Regions from separate parts of the Homo sapiens genome. Here region 2 is linked to region 1. The links are chromatin loops, found by intact Hi-C in ENCODE. Cell type or tissue: heart left ventricle. All regions are shown on one strand. Each heading gives the region's core, and the rest is flanking DNA. Links, peaks and the distances in the headings are about the cores only.

What was found. A loop is a pair of places that touch in the nucleus more often than their neighbours do. Peaks named below come from ENCODE experiments on the same cell type or tissue, not always from the same donor. Only the 100,000 strongest peaks of a DNase experiment are listed, where the experiment ranks them.
Region 2: it touches region 1 in a loop (5-fold over the local background); 1 of 110 quality-filtered maps calls a loop at or near these places.

The regions. Positions count from the first base shown.
Region 1 is chr3:138,114,456-138,122,791 of GRCh38, reverse strand. DZIP1L (DAZ interacting zinc finger protein 1 like) reads left to right here and starts at 7,184. Exons shown (of 16, transcript NM_173543.3): 1 at 7,184-7,464. RefSeq lists enhancers at 6,872-7,371, 7,372-7,873 and a silencer at 7,530-7,749. In heart left ventricle, for the core only: CTCF peaks have their summits at 3,518, 3,718 (motif pointing right), 7,469 and 7,671; DNase peaks (open chromatin) are centred at 3,726, 7,231 and 7,631; H3K4me3 peaks cover 1,765 bases; H3K27ac peaks cover 1,511 bases.
Region 2 is chr3:138,005,829-138,014,164 of GRCh38, reverse strand. CLDN18 (claudin 18) reads right to left here and starts at 4,000. Exons shown (of 5, transcript NM_016369.4): 1 at 3,720-4,000. The coding sequence starts at 3,939. In heart left ventricle, for the core only: no CTCF peak of the experiment used is centred there; DNase peaks (open chromatin) are centred at 3,894 and 4,234.

The sequences.
Region 1 (8,336 bases), core at 78-8,077:
GATGTCTGATACCATCGTCAGGCTCTGAGGCCTGCTGCCATACCCCATGGCTGTCTTTTGGGTTGTGTCCTAGGAACCACTGCTGGTTTTCAGCTCTCCTGACTGTCTCCACAGATGAGGATTTCTAGGGCTAGCTGTCTTAGAGACAAGCAGGGACACATACATTGTCTCTCCCTTCTATTTTTGGAGAATGCATGACAAATGGTTCTTCAACTATTCCTGACCAACAGGGTTTTGAGGGGTTTGATTAGAAATATTTTCGATATTTCAAAAATATGTGAATTGGCCACGCACATTGGCTCACGCCTATAACGCCAGCACTTTGGGAGGCCATGGTGGGAGAACTGCTTGAGCCCAGGAGTTAGAGATCAGACTGGGCAACACAGCAAGACCCTGTCCCTACAAAAAACAAATAGCCAGGCAAGGTGGCTCACCTGTAGTCCTAGCTACTTGGGAGGCTAAGGAAGGAGGATCACTTGAGCCCATGGGTTCTAGGTTATGGTGAACTATGATCACACCACTGTGCTCCAACCTGGGCAAGACAGTGAGACCATATCTTAAATAAATAAATAAGTAAATAAATGTACACACACACACACACACGCACACACACATACACAAATTCATTTTGACATTAATGATAATTTGATGTTTATAGGGAGCTTTACCTGGCAGTAAATTATGTTTTTGATTAATAAAAAATGTAGCAAATAAAATAATAATGTATTACTTAATGAATCCAGTTTGCTTAGTGAAAAGGAACATTTCAAAACATGGTGGTGGTGATGATGGCAAGAGTAGTAAGTGGTAAGAAATGTGAGGTTCCTGGGACCCCAGATAACCCTGGATTCCTTCTGGCCTTTTGTGAATCTATGCCATGAATTTATATCAGGCTACATTTTGCAAATAGGCTCATGCTGGTGTTTTTCCCTGTATTAATTTTTTTTCAAATCCTACTCATTCTTAGAATTTCAAATAGGATTGTGTGGGGCAAAAAGTGAAAGTGCGTGTTGGGTACTACTGTCATGTTTGTAGGTACCTCTCGCTCTTTCTCTGCATATATATTCACGCTTATTGGTAAGAAGTCTCTTCCAAGTACCCTGCACTGCCACCTTGTCTGCCCTTGCTTTTTCCCCAGGACTCCCACCCACAATTCAACAGGACTGTCTCTTTCCTTCTCTAGGGTAAGAGCCAGCATCAGTGCTGATTGGTTGGTATCTGTGCCAGACTCGTTAAATATTTTGAATACCATTCCTGAGTTTCTCATATAAATAGTTAAAAAAAATACAAATGGAATCATAAGATACATGTTATGGCCATCCGTGGTGGCCTATGCCTGTAATCCCAGCACTTTGCGAGGCTGAGGGGGGCAGATCACTTGAGGTCAGGAGTTCGAGACCACCAGCCTGGCCAACACGATGAAACCCCGTCTCTACTAAAAATACAAACATTAGCCAGGCGTGGTGGCGCGTACCTGTAATCCCAGCTACTTGGGAGGCTGAGGCAGGAGAATTGCTTGAACCCGGGAGGTGGAGGTTGCAGTAAGCTGAGACTGTACCACTGCACTCCAGCCTGGACAACAAGAGCCAAATTCTGTCTTTAAAAAAAAAAAAAGATACATGTTATTTGTATGTTGTTTTTCACTTTAAAAATGTGTATGTCGTAGGTACCTTTTTTCATTAGCACATCAAGATATAATATACTTTTTTCTTTATAATGGTTGCATAGTGTTTCATTGTAGGATACATGATAATCTACTCAATCATTATTTGATTGGTGGATATTTACATTATTCTAATTTTAATAGTACATGTAATACTATAGCAAAAAATCCTGATTACTGCATTTTTGAGGACTTTAAATTTTGATAATTATTTTTCAAGAAGGCTGTTTGAAACTGCCCATTTTCCCACTTTTCACCAGTTTAAAACATCTATTTAATTTTGGTCAGTATAATAATTTAAAACATGTAATTTTTATGTTCATTTTGGTAAGGTTGTTTACATGTTTAACTGGCAATTTTTTTTATTATATGAATCATCTCATCTTTTGTCCACTCTTCTTTTGAGTTGTTCTATTTCTTGTTGATTTGTAAGCACTCTTTATAAATTAATGTCATGAATACTGTATCATTACACTGCATTTTTTTTAGTTCTTTGTTTTTTAACCTCATTTAGGATGTTTTCACCATATATGTTTCAAAATTTTTATGTAATCCAACCTGTCTTTTTTTTTGTTTTTTGGGTTTCATGCCATGCTTCCCTACCCTTCTGTCACTCTGCTCCCCTTCAAGAAATAAAGGCAGAGCTCTCTCACCCAAGGGAATTGTCAGGACCCTGAATCTCAGATGTATCTTCTAAACTAAGTTACAAGGTTAGTGCACTCTCCTTGGTGGTATTGGGGCAGGGATTCTTAATTTAGGGGGCTGTGAAGAGATTTTGGGGGTCTGGGAACTTACTCTTTATTTTTACTAGCTGTTAATCAAAATGTATCATTCCTTCCAATTATGAATGTATGCCACAAACCACAGTAGTATTAGTAGAACCTGTGACTTTGTCATTAAATATTAGTTTTTTCCTATCACATTAAAGTTATTACGGATATCTTGAAATAATTGTTTACACTCTTACTACTTTTAGGTCAGATGCTAGATCTTGCCATTTAATGCATTAATAAACAAAAATGCTATTATTTTACACATTTTCTTATGTTTTCATAGCTATATTTTCAATATTTTGATGTCCTCTGTAATTCTATGTTTTGCTTGGTGCATTTAAAACCATTCTTAGGCTGGGCGTGGTGGCTCACACCTGTAATCTCAGCACTTTGGGAGGCTGAGGTGGGCGGATCACAAGGTCAAGAGATCGAGACCATCCTAACCAACATGGTGAAACCCCGTCTCTACTAAAAATACAAAAATTAGCTGGGTGTGGTGGCAGGCGCCTGTAGTCCCAGCTACTTGGGAGGCTGAGGCAGGAGAATCGCTTGAACCCAGGAGGTGGAGGTTGCAGTGAGCCGAGATCATGCCACTGCACTCCAGCCTGGAGACAGAGCAAGACTCCGTCTCAAAAAATAAATAAATAAATAAAAAATAAAAATAAAAACCATTCTGAGGAAAGGGTGTGGGCTTCATCAAACTGCCAAAGAGGAATCCCTCCTCCAAAAGGCAAAAGCCCAGGCAGGAGGCAGCTGGGGCAGCTCCTTCTAGATCCCACCCGCCCATCACTGCCAGCCAATGAGGGGCCATATCACAGCCACGCCTTAGGCCAGGCTTATCCAGCTCTGCATTTTCATTTTTGCAGAAGGGATGTTTTCCTGAGAAAGGAGGTCTTTTCGGTAAGTGCTCAGACTTCCTTCAAAGTGAACTTTTCAGGGATTGGGCTAGAATGTACGATCTGCCTAAGAAAGTTTCCTCTCAGATCCTGCCAGTTCTAGACATGTCAGAGTGCAGGCCTTTCTTTTGTTGCTAGATTCTTAGATTTTTCAGAAACCAGCAAACCAGATTTTATGTAAAATCCTCCTCTGACTGTATGCCTGCCTATCTATACATCAACGCAGAAAACCCAACAATACACTTTTGACCTAAAATCACCTCAGGGCTCATTAGTGGCCGGCATCCCAGCGCAGGGAGACCTGTCCCATACACCTCAGATACACTTCCCTTCAGGAGAATGGGATCCAGAGCAGGTTTCTAAGGTGTGATGCCAGCATTTGGCAGCAGAGGGCACTCCTATTACAGGCTGTCTAGGCTGTGTCCTATTTCCTGAGGTGTAGGAGGGAGACCGTCTGTGAAAGGGGCTGAGCTGGGTCAGAGGGCGGGTGACTAGTACTGGGCTGAGGAGGGAGTGAGGGGCCATTGGGATATTGAAAATCCATCCTCCTGTCCTCCCACCCAGCAGTTATGGGCCAGCTGCTCGGGGTGACAGGAATGTCTCCTGGACTAGCCAGCTAGGGCCAGTCTCCCTTGGTCTATGCACCTGTCCCCACGGCTGATGCCAGAGCTTGTGTGTGCTACAGTAGAGGTGGGCAGCAGAAATGACAGCTTTCCAGTGCCAAGTGATCTAGTCCTCTAGAGGTTGTTGGTATCCTTGGGACTAAGAAAATAACTTGGCACATGATAGGCATGCAGTAACTCCTCCCTGTGTTGAGTGTTGAACTAAGGCCCAGTAAGGGAAGAGTGTGAGGGTTCCATGCATGAGGTCTTAGTCAGCTCAAGATTCAGGATTTGGTTTTTGGCTAAGGTAGATCTGGGTGCATGTCAAGTCTACTTTCTTACACCAGCCCTGCAAAGGAGGGCACCCTATTTACACATGGGGAAATTGAGGCTGGTGGAAATAACATGCACAAAGGTATCCTCAGAACTACTTTCTGCAAATTTCAGGGATACAGTGGGAAGAGAGCTGAGAAGCAAATGTCCTTGGCGATTTCACAGTGTCAAGTCAGGAGTGCACACCACTGACTTGTAGGCCCAGGGCAGAGCCTACATGTAATTTAGCTAATTTGATTCTAACAACTCTTCTAGGTAGAGTTTACTTTTCCCATTTTACAGAGGAGAAAAATGAAAGGTCAGAGAGGCTACGTGACTTTCCCAGGGTTATGTAGCTTGGGAATGTGGAATGTAGATGTGTCTTTGACTCCCAAGGCCTGGACTCTTCTCTTTGCTCTTGTGGGTGGCAGAAAATCCTGGGGTGAAAAAAGTGCCCTGACTAGGAGAAGACGGCAGGAACAAGATCCCCCATCCGAATACATGGTGCACAGATATCCCAACTTAGTCCTGGTCCCTGCTCCATCCACTATTTTTTTTTAATGTTTAAAAAATTGTGATAAACTGTACATAATGTAAAATTTGCCATCGTAACCATTTTCAAGTGTACAATTCAGTGGCATTAAGTACATTCACATTATTGTGCAACCATCACTACCATTTATCTCTGGAACTTTTTCATCATTCCCAAACTGAGAATCTGTACTCATGAATCAATAACTACTCATTCCCCCTCCTCCAGCCACTGGTAACCACTATTCTACTTTCTGTCTCTGTGAATGGACTATTCTAGGTACAAGTGGAATCATACAATATTTCCAGGTATAAGTGGAATAATACAATATTTGTCCTTTTGTGTCCAGCTTATTTCATTTAGCATAATGCTTTTGCCTTGATCTGAATGTTTGTGTCCCTGCAAAATGGGGTTGAAATCCTGACCCCCAAGGTGACGGTATTGGGAGGTGGGGCCTTTGGGGGGTGGTTAGGTCATGAAGGTAGAGTCCTCATAATTGGGACTAGTGCCCTTATGAAAGAAACCCCAGAGAGCTAGCCAGCCCCCTTCTACTAAGTGAGGGTGCAGTGAGAAGATGACAGCCTATCAACCAGGAAACAGGCCCTCACCAGGCACCGAATCTGCCAATGTCTTGATTTTGGACTTCCCAGCCTCCAGAACTGTAAGAAAAAAACTTCTATTGTTTATATGCTACCCACTCAATGGTATTTTGTTATAGCAGCCTGAATAGACTAAGACAGTTTTCAAGGTTCATTCATGTGTCAGAATTTCCTTCCCTTTTAAAGTTAATATTACATTGTATGGATATACCACATTTTGCTTATCCATTAATCTGTCGATAGACATTTGAATTGTTTCCACTTTTTGGCTATTGTGAATAATGCTATTATGAACATGAGTATACAAATATCTGTTTGAATCCCTGCTTTCAGTTCTTTGGGGTATATACCCAGAAATGGAATTGTTGGATCTTTTGGCAATTCTTGTTTAATTTTTTGAGGAACTACCATTCTGTATCCACAGTAATGGTACCATTTTACATTCCCACCAGCAATGCACAGGAGTTCCAGTTTCCCTGCAAGTCCTTGACAACGCTTGTTCCCATACACATTTGCTTTGGCTGCCTCAAAATGTAGAGCTTGGCAGATTGAGATTGTGGTGGGACGAAAGCCTTTGAAATGGAAAAAAGAGAAAGAGGGAGGGAGAAGAGTTGCGGAGTGGAGAGAGAGAGAGTGTGTGTGAAAAGGAGCTTTTTTCCCACTCTTCCCTGACCCTCATGGGGGCTGCAGCGACTCCTAGAACCTTCAAGCAGCGAGACAGAGGTTCCCTCCACCAGGCGCAGAGCTCTCCTTACACCTGGCCTCCTATTCCCAGCAACTTTAAGGAGATATTTTTAAGTGGCCATGGTTTTATCAAATGCCTATTAAGTTTTTGCCACAAAAGGATTTTATTTAAAATAAAAATAGGGGTAGGTATTTGACTGATGCCCCTTGTGAGTGCTCTAGAGAAGAGGAATGAATACTGACATGTCCTATCTTCCCAGATGCAGAATTGTAAAACAAACATAACTGCTTTTCACATGTGAAAGAAAACTGGCTTAGAACATACTAGCGTTTTCTTTGCCATGAAGGAGTTCACCTTCAGTGACTAAGCCAGAACTACTAGAGTTGCCGGGCCTAGGGACAGGAGACATTGCCAGTGCTTAGCCAGGCTGGCCAGGACTAACCATCTCTGCAAGGAGTCCACAAGAAGCCTCAGGGCAGCCTTTCCCTGCTCCTATCAATTTGAGTTGAGCAACAAACATTTTGACCAAATATCAGCTCTATGGCACAACTCACAGTTACGGTGCCCACAAAACGGAATCTCAGCAAAGCAACTACTACTATGGGAAGAGATCAGGGACTAATATCAGGAGAAAAAATAAGTTTTTCAGTCCTGGGTTTCCAAGTTGGCATCCCCAGGGCAAACCAGCAGGTTGGGAGGGTAGGGGGTGGTGGGTGGGGGCTGCGGAGGGAAGGTGGCTGCTGTCTGTCTGATCAGACCTGGGGCACACCCAAAGAACTCTCCTAGCTTGGGATCCGGTCAGGAAGAAACCAGGACGGTCCCTTTAGGAGGGTGGGCAGGGCTATCTGCCCGGGGGGTGCGGCCGCCCCTGCACAGCAGGCTATCGATTGTACCGGAGGCAGGGTGTGGGGAAACCGGGGCAAGTCCAGCCTCTCAGCAAGGCCAGGAAGCCATTCACTTGGATCCTGGATTTTACTAACGGATTAAACGTGGCATTCCCGCCTTCCCCCATCCGTTACAGACCTAAAAATAGCTCGTCCGAGAGGGGCCGGGAGAGGCTCCACCTCTTCTTGAGGTGGGGCGGGGCGGCTGTAGTAGGAGCTGGAGGCACCAGAGACCCCAAGCCACGAGCTGACCGACGCACCGAGGAGCTCTCTGTCCGCGGTCCCGCAGGTTGGCGGCACTGGAGTGGGCCGGGCAGGCTCTGCCTCCGCCGCAGAGAGCGCCCGGACTGCGTGGGGCTGGGGAAGCATCCCGGGAACGGCGGGCGGTGAGCATTCCGGGAACCATCTCTGGGCTGTCTGGGGCGGTGGAGCAAGTCTGGAGGCGGGACGTGGGGCGAGTATGGGAGCCGCCACCTCGAGACGTCTTCCCGCCGTCCCCGGCTCCAGGAGACCCCACGGTGAGCGGGCCGCGCGGGAAAACTATGCCAGGAATTCGTCCCGGGAGCGGGGCGGGTGGGTAGCTTGGCTGCAGTCCGAGGGATCAGCGATTCGGGAGGTTAAACATTAGCGGGGGCGAACTCCCTGCCGGGGTGCAGCGGGGCGCGGGAGGAGCCGGCTGCGTGCGTCCGCGCTGCCCAGGGCGCGCCCTTCTGGCCCGGCGCGGCCCTGCAGCCCGGCCCCCTCGGCCTGCTCCGAACTGCGGCGCCCAGGGAGGGAAGGACCCGTGCGCGGGGGACGAATGACGGGATGCCCCAAGACTCGGCTTCACTGGGAAGACGGCCTTGGGTTTTTACTTTTTGAAAAAAGAAAAGTGATTTGGGAGGGCTTGATGATCTGAGTGCCGTAGGTAAAGGAGGATTCTTTTAGTAATGAGGTGATTTAAAAGCAATCGCATTGGCATCTTTCGTTCCCCTTCTTCCTTTCCTGGGCTGGACCTCAGCAGGAGGCAGACGTGGTATTTTCATCCTGAGGTGGCTGCGCATAAAGTCCACCGAAGACCTGCTCAGTGCAGGACAGGGATCAGGAGGCAGGGCAGAGGAGGGGGTCCGAGGCTGCCTGGGCAGGGCCTAGTTCACGGAGCACTTCCTAGGGGCCCAGGGCCTAGGCTGCCCCTGCCTGGTCTCCTGGAATTCGATTTCTAACAGGACTTTGGAGAGAGGCCTGGGAAGTATGGGGTGTTCTGACTTGGCTTCTCACACCCTCATCTGCAGATAGGGTGGGTGATCTCTCCCTTCTCAGTTGCAGCCCCTAGCACCTCTCCTCCCCCTCCCGGATGTGAGGACTGGCCAGTGAGAACAATCCTGCTTAGGGAAGGCTGATCCTCCAGTCT
Region 2 (8,336 bases), core at 255-8,254, 110 kb after region 1:
TGTCTGGCCTGACACGGAATAAAAGTACCTAGCATCACCAATTCTCCCACCTCTCTTCCTCCCTCTCTTCCTCTCTACTTTCTTCCTTCTCACCTTCCCTCCCTCTCTCCCTCACCCACTGTTCCTTTCTTCCTCCTTACTTTTTGAAAAAAATGTGCTTTCCGCCCCCACCCCCATGGCCATATTTACATTCCTCTGTTATTAAATGTTAGGGAATTTTTACATTGCAGAAATTTACCTTAAACCCCTCCTCTTTCCTGATTCCAGGCCATCCCCACCAAAATGTCTAGCTCTGAAATTACACGCTATATATTATCTTGTGTCAGATGATAGTTTACACATATAATTCTATCATATTTGTTTAAATATAAATTAATGGTATATCTTCTTTTGCAATCTCATTGGTTTTGACTATTTGATGTTCAGGGAATTATCTGTCTGGCAGAACTGAAATTAGTGTGGTTGATGTGTTGCAGCCCAGGAAGTTACTACTCAAATGCTCCCTGTGGTAGAGACAGTAGGTGCTCACCCAATAGCTATGTGCTCCTACATCTCCCAGCTCCTGGGGCCATATGGCTAGTTGTGGCCAACGCACTGTGAGTGACATGTGTTCCTTTCAGATTGAAGCAGTTAAGAACTGTTGTGCCTCCTTCAAGCCTTTCTTCTCTTGCCCCAGCAACTTTGAAGAGTGTAGCTACAAGGAGGCTGCTCTTCCCACAGTGGACTTTATGTGGGCAGGAAGTAAACTTTTGTTGTGTCAAGCCATTGAGATGTTTAGGTTTGTTTGTTGCAGCAGCAGACATTAACTACTCTGACTAATAGAGTTCCTGAACTCTAGTCTCTGCAACACAGTAGGCATGCAAGAGATATTTGTTAAATACATGATTGGATGAACAAATGAATCTGTTCCAGGCAGGAGGAGGACCAGGTCCTTTTCTATATATGGAGCCATAATAACAAAAAATTTATAGTACAAAAATGATTTACTGTCCTTTTTGGGGAAGACCTTAACCTGTTTTTAGTTCAATGGCTTGCATAAACACTTAAAATGAACTATTCGTACTATTTAATTCAACTTAGTTTATCAATCCTTTGCTAAATACTCACTCTACCAGGCGCTTTTCTGGGAAATGGGGAAATAATTCTTATCCAGCTGAAGGGAAACACCACATAGAAGCTGAATGACACAAATGTACAAATAACCAAGTTAGTAAGCTAAAGTTCAGACTCAAACAGAACTCCCTTAGCAAAACTGTCCTGATTTCCTCCCCTCCTGACTCTTCCTACTGAATAACCACTTTCTTCCTGGGCTCCAAACACTTGTGTCAAAGCCCCATGACATGTGTTGCCTTTGCTTTGATATTCACACACATGCCTGTCCCCTCTGCTGGAATTTACGGTGCCGACAAGGCCAGTTTTGTGTTGTGTACTCTTTGTAGGTATGCAATAAATGCTTCTCAGATTTGAGAGCAGTGTCACGCGGGGTGAATATGCTCAATGCTATGAGAATGCTCTGGGTTTGGTACAGAGACTTGTGGAATCTTTATTCAATTTGGGGGCTTGAGGAGGTTTGGAGGAAGATTTGTGAGAGGACAGTTGGGGTGGTGGAGGGGGGAATTCAGGGGAGCAGGAGCAATGGATGTCCAGGACCAAGTCCAAGGTATACTGAAAGGACAGAAGAAACAGGATGGGGGAGTAAGAGACTGCCAAGGAAGGTAGGTGAGGGGTTAGGAAGGCTTGGTGTCAGGCTGTTATGTGTGCACCTAGTTAAGCTGGGAATGGGGAACCGTGGAAGTTGTTTGGGTTTTGAAATGTCTAAGGAGATGAGAACTGAGAACTAGGAGTTGGTGACTGAAATACTCCCCTTCATCCTCTGCTATGGTCAAAAAAGCAAACATTCTATAGAGATGAAGGATAGAAACCAGACTGAGAAAGGTTAAGGGTGAGAGGTAGTGGAAAAACTTAGTCTTTTAATTTGGTTTGTCAGTGACCCAGGAGAGAGACAGAACTTGACAATGATCAGGATCAACAGATTTCCCCAGGAAGGAGGCCATATGCATAAGTGAGGAGAAGAGATGAAAGAGGCAAGGAGGAGAGGGGCTGACCAACAGGGCATGATCCCAGACAGGTGGCATGAGGCCTTCAGAGCCCTGCTGGGGAGGTTGACCTTAGCAGGAGAGGTTGACCTTAGCAGGAAAGCAGGGAAGATAATCTTGTTCCATCAAGGGGGAGAGGTGGAGCTATTCTGAGAGGGTGTCATGGAGATAAGATCCGTTGACAGAATAGGAGTGACAAGTCACAGTGGACGCAATGGGGTTTGCCCATTTAGGAGAGTGGGAATATTCAGGAGCCCCATGTATGGAGACTGTGATACACAGTGAGCAAGAGATTGATAATATGTAGTGGGGCCCTGGGGAGAGGTTATTGAACATGAAGTCATAAGACATCATGCCTTAATTTTGAATATGAGGACAATATTTTTTCTTTATATGATAGTTAAAATTAGACATAACTAGCAACTCAACACTCTGTGTGGCATTTCCTGCATCTCACCTCTCCCCTCCCACTACAGCATAATCCCTCCTCAGTCTGGTTCTCTTTCTTTTGGCCAGGTTCTACCTCCCTTGCTTCCCTAAGCAGGTCTTTCCCCGGAGTCAGTCATCCTGTTGGTCCTGCAATAAGTGGCTTCCAAAAAATGGAATAAATAATCAAATTCTTCTACTCTGACACCCATCTTCTATTTCTTTCTGAAAATGAACTTGGATTAGTTGAATTGCTTTTCACAATTCAATTCAGTTTCAAGGGCTCTACAGCCTCTTCACAATTTCTTGCAAATTTATTTCCATCTACTTGTTTATAAAAGGTATTTGTTTCAGAGACATTGTTCTCCTTTCTCCATCACACTCACATCTTGGCCACCCCTTAGAGCCACTAATTAGCTAGAGCTATTATTTTCTTGTTTGCATTTTAAAAATACAAATAGAGCTCCCATATTATTCAGAATGCAAAGTTGCTATGATGCATATTTGAAGTAATTATCTATATTAAAAGCAGGGGTTTAATTTATTTCATCTTTAGGGGTGAAAGGATGTCACATTTATAATTATATTTATATTCTGACATAATATAATTATAATTCTGTAATTATATTTTGATATACATTGATTTTTAGGACAGTATACAAGATATTCTTAATACAAATGCAGCAAAAGGATATTTATAATTTAATGGCAATATTCTTTTTGGCACCCACAGAGACTCCAACTTTGAAAAATTTAATTGAAATGGAAAGAAAATTAAATTAGCTCTCAATAAACTTTTCCAGATATAACAAAATACTCAGCATCCTGCTTCCCTGCTCCCATGTATGTGCAGGCAGGAGCAAGCCACATGCAAGTAATGCACACAATTTATTTTCTCCTTGAGAAACACGAGTTTATTCCAGGTATCATGAACATACCCTTACAATAGACCCATTCTTCTTGAGGCCTGCCTCCTCACTAGCGATTCCTTCGCCTTGAGTATTAACCCTCCCATTTTCTCCTGCATGACTGTTGCCCTATTAGACACGAGCCAGCTTCTCCTTTTATTCACACCTTTCATTCTGAGCCAGAGCTGCCAGGGTCCTCACCCAGAGGTGGGAGTGGGGCTTAACGCAAACGCCCCCTTCCCTGCTCACCTGGTTCACCTGGCTCTACCCCGGGGTGCACGGTGCCTACCTGGAAGTCCCAGGATGGTGAAATAGGGCCTGCATTCGGTGAAGCCTGAACTCTGCCTCACGCAGCTCCTCCAGAGCCCTTCGTACTGGAACACGGAGGTGACGGGGTTGTCGTACAGGTCCTGGGTGCTCCACATGTCCATCCCGGTGGCCGCGATGCAGCCGGCCAGCCCCAGGATGGACAGGAGGAACGCCACCACTTGGCATGTGGTGGTGGACATGATCCTGGCCGCCCGCCCTGCCGCCTGCGAGAAGCTGCCGCCCTCCTGCTGCCGAAGGTGTGAAGCTAACGCGCTCCTGAGGGGAGCTCTTCTAATCAGATGGTTTCCCTAGGCTCTCAGTATTTGCTCACAGTGTTTTCCTTAGATAGCTCAGTTTCGCTCCTGGTTCAAGGGCATTATTTTTACATTTGTTAGAGAAGCGGGCCCAAGAGGCACTTGTCTGCTCTCCGCAGGCCGGGTGGGTTCAGCGCAGAGCCGTGCCAGGGAGCAGAAGGACTCCCTGCTCCGGGCCAGACCGGCCTCCCTCCAGCTCCGGCTCCTCCGGAGAGCGCCGCCATCTGGAGAAAAGGCTGACGTGTCCCCACCACGGGGAACGTGACTGCAGACCACTTTGGCTGACCTCGCTTAAGATGGCCCCTGGGAAGCACCCACCGTGCTCTGTCTTAAACCAGACTTTTCACATTTTCTCCTCACAACTCATGAACGACTTTTTTCACTTACATCTTTCCATTTTGATCTTACAGAAATGGGTAGGGCAGGCACTATTATCCCCATTTTTTGGGGGTGAGTCAAGAAAAGTACAGATAAGTTAAGGGACTTGTCCCAGTGCCTGGAACCACAGATACTCTAAAAACGGCAGGGGTGGGGCTCCCACCTCAGCTTCCAGTCCAGCGCTCTTTCTCTGTTTCCATATGGAGCAGCAGGGGCAGGCAAAATTGTCCCCACTTTTGAGAACACGAAGCCAAATCCTAGATCTATGCTCTTGGTCCATAAGCATTGGAACTGGGATGAGAGGAAGCCAGGGACCCCGTTGATTTCCATGTCATGCTTTCACTCGTGCCACAAGAACCACATGAGGACTCTGTGGCTGACACAGGAGGTCCCACAAAGGCCAGAGGAGGGACCAGGGTTAGCTGGGCTGAAGTCCTTGGCCTGGTCACGGAGAGGCTTAGGATCTGCTCCTGATGCTGCCCCTAACTTGTCGTGTGCTGGGCAGGTTGGGGGCAAACTCCTAAGCCCTTGTAGGTCACAGGTTCTTCATCCACAACATGTGAGATCTAAACTAGAACACTCCAGAGCCTTTTCAGATCTCATACACTATCTTCTACATTTTGCAGAAAAGTTTTCACTAGAATTGGTCAAAATATTAGGAATTGTATAATCACAGTAGAGAGACTTGGCTGAAGACATCAGGTGTTATGTTTTGTCTATACAACTAAATTTTGCTAGAGAATTGGTTGACGGATATGGGGGCCAGGTATGTCTGGCCTCTGAATCCAGAGACTTTTTAAAAATTTTTTGAGATGGAGTCTTGCTCTGTTGCCCAGACTGGAGTGCAGTGTTGTCATCGGGGTCACTGCAAATTCTGCCTCCTGGGTTCAAGCAATTCTCATGCCTCAGCCTCCAGAGTATTTGGAACTATACATGCATACCACCACACCCGGCTAATTTTTATGTTTTTAGTAGAGACAGGGTTTCACCATGTTGCTTACGCTGGGCTCGAATTCCTGAGCTCAAGTGATCTGCTTATCTTGGCTTCCCAAAGTGCTGGGATTACAGGCGTGACTCACTGTGCCTGGCTTCCAGATATATTTTGTTTTTATTTATTTATTTATTTATTTTGAGAGGGAGTCTCACTCTGTCGCCCAGGCTGGAGTGCAGTGGCGCAATCTTGGCTCACTGCAACCTCCACCTCCTGGGTTCAAGCGATTCTCCTGCCTCAGCCTCCTGACTAGCTGAGATTACAGGCGCCTGCCACCACACCCAGCTAATTTTTGTATTTTAGTAGAGATGGGGTTTCACCATGTTGGTCAGGCTGGCCTCGAACTCCTGACCTCAAATGATCTGCCTGCCTCGGCCTCCCAAAGTGCCAGGATTGCAGGCGTGAGCCACTGTGCCCAGCCCTCCGGAGACATTTTAATGACACTCTCCAAAATCTGGACCTCAAGGCCCTGAAACATACACACACACCCACACACACCCCCACACACCCCCACACTCCCCCCCCACATACATACTCCAATCTTTAACCTTTATAGGTCTTTACAGGTTCTCCAGGAAACGAGCCTCTGTGTCTGGACATTTTGTTATCTTGGGTGCACCCAGCCTCTGCTCCCACTGCATTATTCCCAGCAAACACAGAAAGCAAATAGGGAAGAACTACCTCTAATTTGAATGGAGGCAACACTCCCCTTCACTGCACACCTTACTTTAGGTTCTGTGATCAGTGTTTCTAGTGAAGCATGAGCCAGAAAGCCTAAAATAAGAGGGTAAGCAACAGTTACATGATCTACAGTGAAGGAATGTTGATGGCAGTGTGTCCCTTGAGTTGTTACAAGGCCAATTCTAAAAGGAGGGAAGGGAACAGTTAGAAGTGACACTGGTTTCTGCTGGTGGGCATAGATTGACCAATTAGGTTGAAAACTGTTGTTGGAATAATTCAGGAATGATTCTACCACTGTTTCCATAGACAGAGTCTATCTTACTTTTATTTCAACCAACAGGCAGGCTTTTTAATCCTCATTTTAAAAATTTATTTCATTTAAAAAATTTATTTTACTTTAAGTTCTAGGATACATGTGCAGAACGTGCAGGTTTGTTACATAGGTATACATGTGCCATGGTGGTTTGCTGCACCTATTGACCCATCATCTAGGTTCCCTCCCCTCACCCCCCCGACCCCCGACAGGCCCCAGTATATGTTGTTCCCCTCCCTGTGTCCATGTGTTCTCATTGTTCAGCTCCCACTTATGAGTGAGAACATGTGGTGTATAGTTTTCTGTTTCTGTGTTAGTTTGCTGAGGATGATGGCTTCTAGCTTCATCCATGTTCCTGCAAAGGATATGATCTCATTCCTTTTTATGGCTGCATAGTATTCTATGGTGTATATGTACCACATTTTATCCAGTCTATCATTGATGGGCATTTGGGTTGGTTCCACATCTCTGCTATTATAAATCGTGCTGCAATAAACATATGTGTGCATGTGCTTTTATAGTAGAATGGTTTATATTCCTTTGGGTATATACCCAGTAATGGGATTGCTAGGTCAAATTGTATCCTTTTATTCTTAAAAAGCTCTATTGGTTTGATTTTCAGATGTTCAATTTATGACATTTGTCTAACCTTCCCCCGACAATACATATACATGTGTTAGAATACCACCAAAAACATAGATTGAAGATGGAAAAATAAAAAAATTGTTGATTAAAGTTATCTATTTTTCATCTATGGCAATTCCCCCCCCAGTTTCCCTATGCAAATGTTTTCATGCAGAGTTTCAAAATAGGGAAAAATGTTATTCAGATAATAAGGAATTAAATTTTCTTTCTTGGCTGAAATGGTGACAGTGACACTTTTTTGAAAATAGAAAAAGTTAATTTTAAAGGATAAACTAAGACTATCTCTACCTAGGCAGAATACTGAATGAGAGGAGTGAAATTGTAAATCTACACACTTCTTCTGTGTGAAATAAATACTGATGTGTTTTAAAACACCTGGAAGATAGGATTTTTCACTTCCTGGTAAGTTTTCTGGGCTCTGAGCAGACTACTATTTTAGCCGTATCTGCCAAAAAATGAATGGGGGTCTGCAGAGGAAAATATGACTTTCTCATTTATGGCAATAGGCTTTATTGAAACATATCAATGTATCTCTACCAGATAAGTCCAGGTCTGATTCTGTTTAACAATAATGGGGTTGGTAAACTTTGTTTAATCACCTTTAAAATGGAGCTGAATTTTTGCTGACTTCCTAGGGGAAATCATCCCTGCATTCAGGTTTAAATACGGCCCTGGCAGTGTCATTTCAGGTTGTAAGTTTCCAAGAGCTTATATTATTTTACTGCCATTGGAGAAAACATTTCCACCACTTTTTATAACACTGTCTATGGTAATTAGGCAAAAATGGTGGCATAAATAACAATAGAAAATATTATAGCTAGGAATTAGGAAGAAATAAAATGAATATACTAGTGAGAAAAATAATTGACACATCTATTAATTTTTTCTTCAAAAATATTACCACATATATCCCTAATTTTTAATTTCACCTTTTGGTGTTCATAATAGAAAATTTGGAGAGAATTTGAACAAATTGCTCACAATTTTAAGCCCTAGACAAAATATTTGGCATACTTCCTTCTTATCAATTATCTGTATGTATTTTTTTACATAATTAAAGGATAATATAGTTTGATGTTTTGCTCTTTTCACTTAATTGTATTAGTTTCACCAAAGCTCTTGTAAACATCATTTAATATGAGTGTGTTAGTATTTCATTATATAGAAGTGCTATTATTCACTTATTTTTATATAGTTAGATTGTACCTTCCCCCATTTTTTTGAATAAAAGGCAATGTTATGATGAACATCTTACATATAACTCTTTGTCAGCAT